Regions from separate parts of the Mus musculus genome. Here region 2 is linked to region 1. A link is a loop called in an ENCODE intact Hi-C map of the cell type or tissue named here. Cell type or tissue: left cerebral cortex. All regions are shown on one strand.

Region 1 (5,000 bases):
AGCCCTATGGAAGAGTTCTCTGTTGACAGCCTTCAGCCAGACAGACCGGATGACAGCTGAGTTGCTAAGGCAGTTTTCCTTAGGAAACAGAACTCTAGTTTTTGCTATAGCTTTCTCATGGCTCCACAGGGCTAAGCAATAATTTAGAGCAATAAACCCTTTAGTACTAGCAGAGAATCTGGCTATTTCAGTGGGTATAATTTAAACTTATAAAAGAGATTCTGTACTTTTATAAAGATGTATTTTATATAACTTAAATACTAATGCTAAAGTATACTAGGTTTTTCCTTGATTGTTAATTTGTTAATTGCAACGTATGTTGTAGTTTGCACAGACTTTCACGCAGAATTCACTTTAAAACGTATAGAATGCGTGGTCTAATAGTTTAAAGCTTTGGGAAAACTTTCCACAAATCTTACCTCTGAAGGTTCCTCTTGTGAGTGCCACGTGGTGGGCTCCTTTCACCGCCACTCAAGCATTCCAAGTTAAGGGGAAGCAGAGTACCACGGTCTGTACGTAACAGGCTCAGCAGCAGCAATTTCTCGTAAACTCTGTCCTAAGCCTGGTCCTTCTTCATCTGAAAGCACTACTACAAGCACTCCAGTAACAAGTGGATACTGTTAAGATGTAGTTGCTGACACTATTAAACCTCCTCTGCTGTGTGTGTAGCCATTTTGTAGAGTTTTCTTCAGCCCGGTGTAACTGAATACTCACTACCTCAGTAGGATGGAAGGACTGCGCCTTCTTTGACTCAGCCAGTGCTCTCTATAGTCAGGCTACAAGCCAAGAGGTCCCCACAGAGTATTAACAATAAACACTTCTGGCCTTCAAGCTCTAAAGGATTGCAGACTCCTGACAGCTTTTCTGTAAGACATGCCTGTCATTTGTATGAGGCTGACACGGTGCTCACTCGCTGCCTGTTATTTTTAGATAGTGTTCTATTAAAAGCTACGTGTATGAGAAAGTGGGCTCTGCCTCTGTGGCAGCACCATCCCTCTCTCAGCCAGAGAGCGTTCCAGACAGTGGTCCTCATGTGCCATCTCCGTGCTGTCCTGGGAAAACTCTGGAACCAATGTGGCCCTCCTGGAGGCCGGATGCTCTGGCTTCTTCTGGTCCTATAGGTCACAGAGCCACGCCCACTTTCTCCCATTTTGTTATATTTAAGATTGGGAGCCCAGTTTCCAGTGGGTTGTGATAGGGTCTTCATTGTACAGAGCACGACGTGGAGGAACTTACGCAACCCCTCCCCACACCCTGCCTTTGGGGTGGAGTAAACATCTGGGTTGCAAGCCATTTAAAATTGCTTCTTTGCCAGGGTGAATTCTGGCAAAGCCTACACAAATCGCCTGTACGATAGCACTGTATAAAAGTTTATCTGTCACCATACCTGCAATGATTTGGCTGTTGCAGCCAGTGCCCACAGCTCCTGTGTCCTTGTCTCTAGCAGGGCGGTACCTGCCAGCAGCCAAGGGCAAGGCTTGCTGGAAAGCACAGCCTCATTAAGGCCGTTCTGTTTGCACCCATTTTGTAGCACATGCACACTTTACAGTTGGTGAATGCTAGGCGTCTGTTTTCTTACAGTAACAAGCAAGCTATCATCCATTTTTACAACAAAGTTGTCAGCATTCATGTCAGCAATAAAAAGACTACAGCTCTTAAATGTTGTCAACTGGTGCTGGAATATACACGTGCAGTGGCTGTGTACCACATGTAGGGAAGGTCGTCTGAACTGGCTTTGCGTCTTCTCCCTTACTTCCTCTGCTAACAAAACTGTTCCTAATGTGTTAGACATAGGAAAAGAAAAGTTCATGTTCACATCATGAAACTTACAACCTGGTGATATTAAAGCACATGGGGCCAAACATGGTATTATGGTTATAATCCCAGCGCTAGCTCAAGTCTGAAGTTAGCCGGGGCTATAGCATTACTCTAAGATAAGTAAGTTCATGGGAATAAGGCATTGCCACTGAAAATGTCACTCTGGTACCAGCAGTGAGGTCTGCTGTAACAAGGTCAGGACACACCTTTTTAGCTGCTGAGCCATTTGCCTGAGCAGTTAGGAATTCTGGCCAACCTGTGTTCATATCCATCATTGATTGACACATATTCCTTAGATAATGTCTGGAGTGTTGTAGAGTTGTGAACTAGAGGTTATTACAGTATATGCCCCAGTCACATTTTATTGTGGAACCAACACTAGACCCCTATGAAGAGCAAAAGAAGTATTAGTCACTGGGCACTTCAGAAGCAATGTGAGAATCTCATTTGGAGGTATATACTGTCTGTTAGAATGTTATGCACACATATGCATGTGTGCCTACCTTCACAGGGGAGATCATATATCCAGGCCTGCTAAGCACTGGGTATGCCTTGCCACTGCACTACACACATTCTAGCCTTTGCTGTTTGTTCTACTACAAGGTTACAAATAATTTATCAAAATTTACAAGTTTAGCCAATTATTGTAGAAAAAGAATCCTGTTTTCACTCTTATCAGACAGCAATTTAAACAACAGACTGATGCAGAAACACATCAGTATGCGGTTTACTTTATCCACAGCTTCTGGTGGATCCAGATGGGAGAGCTGTTAGGAAAAGGAGCAGGCTCAAATCAGAGTTCTCATCAAAGACTAAATAAATAGGACAATTGAAGTGAGAAAACTTTTAAAATGGAACTGTGAAGACAGACAATGGAATTTAGTCTACTGGGTGCCTCTGTTAGACTGGGAAGTTGTCATGAGTTTGGATCTGAGACCACACTAAGAGAATCGCACATAAACTTCCTCTCCGCTCCTGGCAGGACACATGAAAAACCCTCTCCCAATGGAACAAAATACCTGATCCCTGCTGTGGCCATCCCTATGTCCCAAACGATTACACTTCTTATGCCTTTGCTTCATTCTTGCCCTGGGTAGGTTCTGTGTTCAATATGGACTCATTGAATCCAAATGCCTATAGGATCCACACCTACCTCCCCAAACCTTCATCTGCCTCCATGTTTGGATGCAGATAGCTTACTAGTGTCTTCTTTTCCCCTAAGCCTTATCTGGTTCACCCCTCAAATTCTGATTTTCTATAACCTGAGTGGAGCATATGTTCTGAACTTTAGCCTCCTCAGAACTGGAGTTCAGAGACTCACTTTCTTCAGCTCATATGAGCCTCAAAATTCTTCCCTCTCAACTCTTGTTTACATAACTGTTACCCATGACTCTGACACCCACTAGTCACTCGCCGATCATGGTCTTCCTTCAAGACCCTAACTGAAGCATAAGAGTGCATGCATTCAGATAAACAGGGTCTTCTCAGGCCTGCTGTGCGAGTCTCTAACAGATACCTAACTCTTTGGACAAATAAATGGAGGGGACTCTTTTTTTCTTTTTTTTTTTTTGTGGTTTTTCGAGACAGGGTTTCTCTGTGTAGCTCTGGCTGTCCTGGAACTCACTTGGTAGACCAGGCTGGCCTCAAACTCAGAAATCTGCCTGCCTCTGTCTGCCTCCCAAGTGCTGGGATTAAAGGCGTGCACCACCATGCCCGCCAGCTCGTCTTACAAGATGACCTCTGACTCCATGGTGGTGTGCTGGACCTCTATGAATGTTCCCATTTAGCAAGAACTCAGAACTACCCAAGGTAGCTGAAAAGAAAATCTAAGATGATCTTTACGTTCTAACAGTTAAGTTCAAGAGGTTAAAAGTACCTTTAATCTAAGATTGTAGTTGTAGGTAGAATGCTTGCCCATGTGTCCAGTTCCCCGCACTGCATAAAGTGGGCTTGGCAGTTTATACCTGTGGTCCCAGCACTTGGAAGTTGGGAGACAAAGAGAAGAATCAGAAGTTCAAGGCCATCCTTGGCTATATAGGGACTTTGAGGATAGTCTGAGACACTAACGACCCTGTAAGTAAAGAAAGGGAGGGGAGGAGGGACCCACAACAGAAAACAGTTCTGCATTGCTAGGAGGAGTTTTTTCAAAGCTCACGTGGAATCATGAAAATCTATAGTATCTAGGAAAACTAAAATGGGGCAGGGGAAGGAGAGCGTGTAGTCAGTTTGAACACAATAATAAATTCCAAATCACCAATAACGTGTTGGTGACACATTAAGGAAAGAAAGCGTTTCCCCTTGGTGTCATTTAACCAAGAGTAAGCTCAGATTTTATTTTCTATTTCATGTTCCCTGTGTCTTCTGTCTTCATCCTCTGTGTGTTACACGAGTCTAAATCTGTGCCTGCCTGAAGACTGTCTTGTAAATCTATCCCCACTGTGTGTTCATCTGTCACAAAGGGCTTTGTTCTCTATTGAGCAGCCCAGAAAGCATAACATGGAGAAGGAATGAGGGATAACAGAAATCTTTAACAGCGTTTTACAAGGGATTATTAAATCGGACTCCAATTAACCCCAACCGACCCAGAAAACAGTATCTCAAACACTATTGTTTATCGAGCAATATTTAAATGTTGTGTTCAACATTCGTGGTGGATATTCGCTTTAGGAGATTGCTTTCAACTTCTGTGTGTGCTGTTTTCAGCAAATGACACCCATTCATTACTGTTGGTCAGAGACACGGAGAGTACAGGACTTGAGATTACAGCTAGGCACAGGGAAACCCAAGGGTAAGTAAGGGTGACTGTTAACACCGGTTTCTTAAAAGCTGAGCACACAGTAGGATAGCATCTTACGTCACAAGTGACCTCAGGGTCTACTAACCTTGCCTGTAAGGTCCATCAAAAGTTCCACTCCAGTCTCTTGGAGAGGACCAAGGGCTAATATTCAATATTATTGAATTAAAACAATGTCTACTGGTACATATAGGAAAATGGACTGATGAAATGGAAACATAACCTAGATAAGGAGCTAGGTCCATAGAGGTGTCAGAGATCTTCCTGTCTACATGATTCCTCAAAGGAGTCATGGAACAAATGGCTAGAGTTCCCGGACCAAACAGGTTACACCTATGTAAAGTTAGGTTGGTTTCTTTAACCTGTATTTTGTACTAGGATCCAAAGG
Region 2 (5,000 bases), 740 kb before region 1:
CTCTGGAAGCAAGCCAACATAAAGATTTCTCAGGGTCAAGAGCTCTCCTCCTAGAGTCTGAGCTCCACCTCTTCCTAAAGCTTCTCTCTTATCTAATCTAGCTGCCCCACACTTTCACCCTGTAACCCCACTGGAGTGCTGGAGCGTCCCTAACCACTACTTGCCAGAAGTTACTGAGAGGGCAGTACTCGCCCTGTACCGAGAGCAAGAAAAGACCCTTTTCTATGATAGAGGAAACTGAAAGGTGTTTTTCAGTTCCAATGATATCTCAGGGATCGCTCTTGAGGACTTTTATAGGTGTTTACTCAACCCTGACAACAGCCCAAATAGAAAATTGCTAATGTCTTCCTGTTGCACAGACAAGGAACTTGAGACATAGACATTATCTATCCAAAACGCACGATAATATCCCACCTTAGGGGTCACTTTTTTTTAATTTTATTTTTTTTTATTTTTTTTTATTTCTTTGGTTTTGTTCGAGACAGGGTTTCTCTGTATAGCCCTGGCTGTCCTGGAACTCACTCTGTAGACCAGGTTGGCCCAGAACTCAGAAATCTGCCTGCTTCTGCCTCCCGAGTGCTGGGATTAAAGGCGTGCGCCACCAACGCCCGGCCTTTTTTTTTTTTTCTCCTAAATCTGTGTTCCCCACAATGACTAGTTTTAGGTTCTGTAGTTGCAAACTTCTAAACTCTGCGGGGTTCAGTAGACTTGAATTCAGGCTGGCAGCAGTGTGCATAGCAGTTTGGTAGAAAATGGGCAAGATACTAGGCCTGAAGACGCAGGTGTGTTGCTAAAATCCACATATGACATATATGCAATACCCTGTGTCAAGCCACTGAACTGGTTTTGTTTGTTTGTTTAAAGTTTTGCTCCAGACTACTATGATTGGGGACAACAAAATAACAGCTTCCTGGCACAAGCAGGAACTTTGCATCAAGACTCCACTTTGGATCCAGACAAAGCAAGCCAAGGGTAGCAGCAGCTGACACAGCCCTATGGAAGAGTTCTCTGTTGAAAGCCTTCAGCCAGACAGACCGGATGACAGCTGAGTTGCTAAGGCAGTTTTCCTTAGGAAACAGAACTCTAGTTTTTGCTATAGCTTTCTCATGGCTCCACAGGGCTAAGCAATAATTTAGAGCAATAAACTCTTTAGTACTAGCAGAGAATCTGGCTATTTCAGTGGGTATAATTTAAACTTATAAAAGAGGTTCTGTACTTTTATAAAGATGTATTTTATATAACTTAAATACTAATGCTAAAGTATACTAGGTTTTTCCTTGATTGTTAATTGCAACGTATGTTGTAGTTTGCACAGACTTTCATGCATAATTCACTTTAAAACGTATAGAATACGTGGTCTAATAGTTTAAAGCTTTGGGGAAAGTTTCCACAAATCTTACCTCTGAAGGTCCCTCTTGTGAGTGCCACGTGGTGGGCTCCTTTCACCGCCACTCAAGCATTCCAAGTTCAGGAGAAGCAGAGTACCATGGTCTGTACGTAACAGGCTCAACAGCAGCAGCAGCAGCAGCAGCAGCAGCAGCAATTTCTCGTAAACTCTGTCCTAAGCCTGGTCCTTCTTCATCTGAAAGCACTACTACAAGCACTCCAGTAACAAGTGGATACTGTTAAGATGTAGTTGCTGACACTATTAAACCTCCTCTGCTGTGTGTGTAGCCATTTTGTAGAGTTTTCTTCAGCCCGGTGTAACTGAATACTCACTACCTCAGTACCTCAGTAGGATGCAAGGACTGTGCCTTCTTTGACTCAGCCAGTGCTTGCTATAGTCAGGCTACAAGCCAAGAGGTCCCCACAGAGTATTAACAATAAATACTTCTGGCCTTCAAGCTCTAAAGGATTGCAGACTCCTGACAGCTTTTCTGTAAGACATGCCTGTCATTTGTATGAGGCTGACACGGGGCTCACTGCCTGTTATTTTTAGATAGTGTTCTATTAAAAGCTATGTGTATGAGAAAGTAGGCTCTGCCTACGTGGCGGCAGCATCCCCATATCAGCCAGAGAGTGTTCCAGACAGTGGTCCTCTTGTGCCATCTCCGTGCTGTCCTGGGAAAACGCTGGAACAACGTGGCCCTCCTGGAGGCCGGATGCTCTGGCTTCTTCTGGTCCTATAGGTCACAGAGCCACGCCCACTTTCTCCCATTTTGTTATATTTAAGATTGGGAGCCCAGTTTCCAGTGGGTTGTAATGGGGTCTTCGTTGTACAGAGGACGACGTGGAGGAACTTGCGCAGCCCCGCCCCACACCCTGCCTTTGGGTTTGAGTAAACATCTGGGTTGCAAGCCATTTAAAATTGCTTCTTTGCCAGGGTGAATTCTGGCAAAGCCTACACAAATCGCCTGTACGATAGCACTGTATAAAAGTTTATCTGTCACCATACCTGCAATGATTTGGCTGTTGCAGCCAGTGCCCACAGCTCCTGTGTCCTTGTCTCTAGCAGGGCGGTACCTGTCAGCAGCCAAGGGCAAGGCTTGCTGGAAAGCACAGCCTCATTAAGGCTGTTCTGTTTGCACCCATTTTGTAGCACATGCACACTTTACAGTTGGTGAATGCTGGGCGTCTGTTTTCTTACAGTAACAAGCAAGCTATCATCCATTTTTACAATAAAGTTGTCAGCATTCATGTCAGCAATAAAAAGACTACAGCTCTTAAATGTTGTCAACTGGTGCTGGAATATACACGTGCAGTGGCTGTGTACCACATGTCGGGAAGGAGGTCTGAACCGGCTTTGCGTCTTCTCCCTTACTTCCTCTGCTAACAAAACTGTTCCTAATGTGTTAAACATAGGAAAAGAAAAGTTCATGTTCACATCATGAAACTAACAACCTGGTGATATTACAGCACATGGGGCCAAGCATGGTATTTTGGTTATAATCCCAGCGCTAGCTTAAGTCTGAAGTTAGCCTGGGCTATAGCAATACTCTGAGATAAGTAAGTTCATGGGAATGAGGCATTACCACTGAAAATGTAACTGTCTGCTGTAACGAGGACAGGACACACCTTTTTAGCTGCTGAGCCATTTGCCTGAGCAGTTAAGAATTCTGGCCAACCTGTGTTCATATCCATCATTGATTGACACATATTCCTTAGATAGATAGCTAATGTCTGGAGTGTTACAAGTAGAGTTATGAACTAGAAGTTATTACAGTATATGTCCCAGTCACATTTTATTGTGGAACCAACACTAGACCCCTATGAAGAGCAAAAGAAGTATTAGTTACTGGGCACTTCAGAAGCAATGTGAGAATCTCATTTGGAGGTCTATATTGTCTGTTAGAATGTTATGCACACATATGCATGTGTGCCTACCTTCACAGGGAAGATCATATCCAGGCCTGCTAAGCACTGGATATGCCTTGCCACTGCGCTACACACATTCTAGCCTTTGCTGTTTGTTCTACTACAAGGTTACAAATAATTTATCAAAATTTACAAGTTTAGCCAATTATTGTAGAAAAAGAATCCTTCTTTCACTCTTATCAGACAGCAATTTAAACAACAGACTGATGCAGAAACACATCCGTGTGCAGTTCTACTTTATCCAGTATGCATGAGCTATTCACAGCTTCTGATGGATCCAGATGGTAGAGCTATTAGGAAAAGGAGCAGGCTCAAATCAGAGTTCTCATCAAAAACTAAATAAATAGGACAATTAAAGTGAGAAAACTTTTTAAATGGAACTGTGAAGACAGACAGTGGAATTTAGTCTACTGGGTGCCTCTGTTGGACTGGGAAGTTGTCATGAGTTTGGATCTGAGACCACACTAAGAGAATCGCACATAAACTTCCTCTCCGCTCCTGGCAGGACACATGAAAAACCCTCTCCCAATGGAACAAATACCTGATCCCTATGTCCCAAACGATTACACTTCTTATGCTTTTGCTTCATTCTTGCCCTGGGTAGGTTCTGTGTTCAATATGGACTCATTGAACCCAAATGCCTATAGGATCCACACCTACCTCCCCAAACCCTCATCTCCCTCCATGTTTGGATGCAGATAGCTTACTAGTGTCTTCTTTTCCCCTAAGCCTTACCTGGTTCACCCCTCAAATTCTGATTTTCTATAACCTGAGTGGAGCATATGTTCTGAACTTTAGCCTCCTCAGAACTGGAGTTCAGAGCCTCACTTTCTTCAGCTCATATGAGCCTCAAAATTCTTCCCTCTCAACTCTTGTTTACGTAACTGTTACCCATGACTCTGACACCCACTAGTCACTCGCCGATCATGGTCTTCCTTCAAGACCCTAACTGAAGCATAAGAGTGCATGCATTCAGATAAACAGGGTCTTCTCAGGCCTGCTGTGCGAGTCTCTAACAGATACCCAACTCTTTGGACAAATAAATGGAGGGGACTCTTTTTTTTTTTTTTTTTTTTTTTTTTTTTTTTTGTGGTTTTTCGAGACAGGGTTTCTCTGTGTAGCCCTGGCTGTCCTGGAACTCATTTGGTAGACCAGGCTGGCCTCAAACTCAGAAATCTGCCTGCTTCTGTCTGCCTCCCAAGTGCTGGGATTAAAGGCGTGCACCACCATGCCCGGCCAGCTCGTCTTACAAGATGAGCTCTGACTCCATGGTGGTGTGCTGGACCTCTATGAACGTCCCCACTTAGTAAGAACTCAGAACTACCCAAGGTAGCTGAAAAGAAAATCTAAGATCTTTACATTCTAACAGTTAAGTTCAAGAGGTTAAAAGTACCTTGAATCTAAGATTGTAGTTGTAGGTAGAATGCTTGCCCATGTGTCCAGTTCCCCGCACTGCATAAAATGGGCTTGGCAGTTTATACCTGTGGTCCCAGCACTTGGAAGTGGGGAGACAGAGAAGAATCAGAAGTTCAAGACCACCCTTGGCTATATAGGGACTTTGAGGATAGTCTGAGACACTAACGACCCTGTAAGTAAAGAAAGGGAGGGGAGGAGGGACCCACAACAGAAAACAGTTCTGCATTGCTAGGAGGAGTTTTTCCAAAGCTCACGTGGAATCATGAAAA

Evidence for each region. A loop is a pair of places that touch in the nucleus more often than their neighbours do. Peaks named below come from ENCODE experiments on the same cell type or tissue, not always from the same donor. Only the 100,000 strongest peaks of a DNase experiment are listed, where the experiment ranks them.
Region 2: a loop joins it to region 1, with 9 times the contacts of the local background. A loop is called at or near these places in 6 of 42 quality-filtered maps.

The regions. Positions count from the first base shown.
Region 1 is chr13:12,610,725-12,615,724 of GRCm38, reverse strand. It overlaps the pseudogene Gpr137b-ps. Among named protein-coding and RNA genes, the nearest start is that of Ero1b, 47 kb to the right of the region's middle. In left cerebral cortex, no CTCF peak of the experiment used is centred here; no DNase peak of the experiment used is centred here.
Region 2 is chr13:13,355,288-13,360,287 of GRCm38, reverse strand. It overlaps Gpr137b (G protein-coupled receptor 137B), which reads left to right. Exons shown (of 7, transcript NM_031999.2): 7 at 865-2,668. The coding sequence ends at 976. Among named protein-coding and RNA genes, the nearest start is that of Gm7040, 35 kb to the right of the region's middle. In left cerebral cortex, no CTCF peak of the experiment used is centred here; a DNase peak (open chromatin) is centred at 1,980.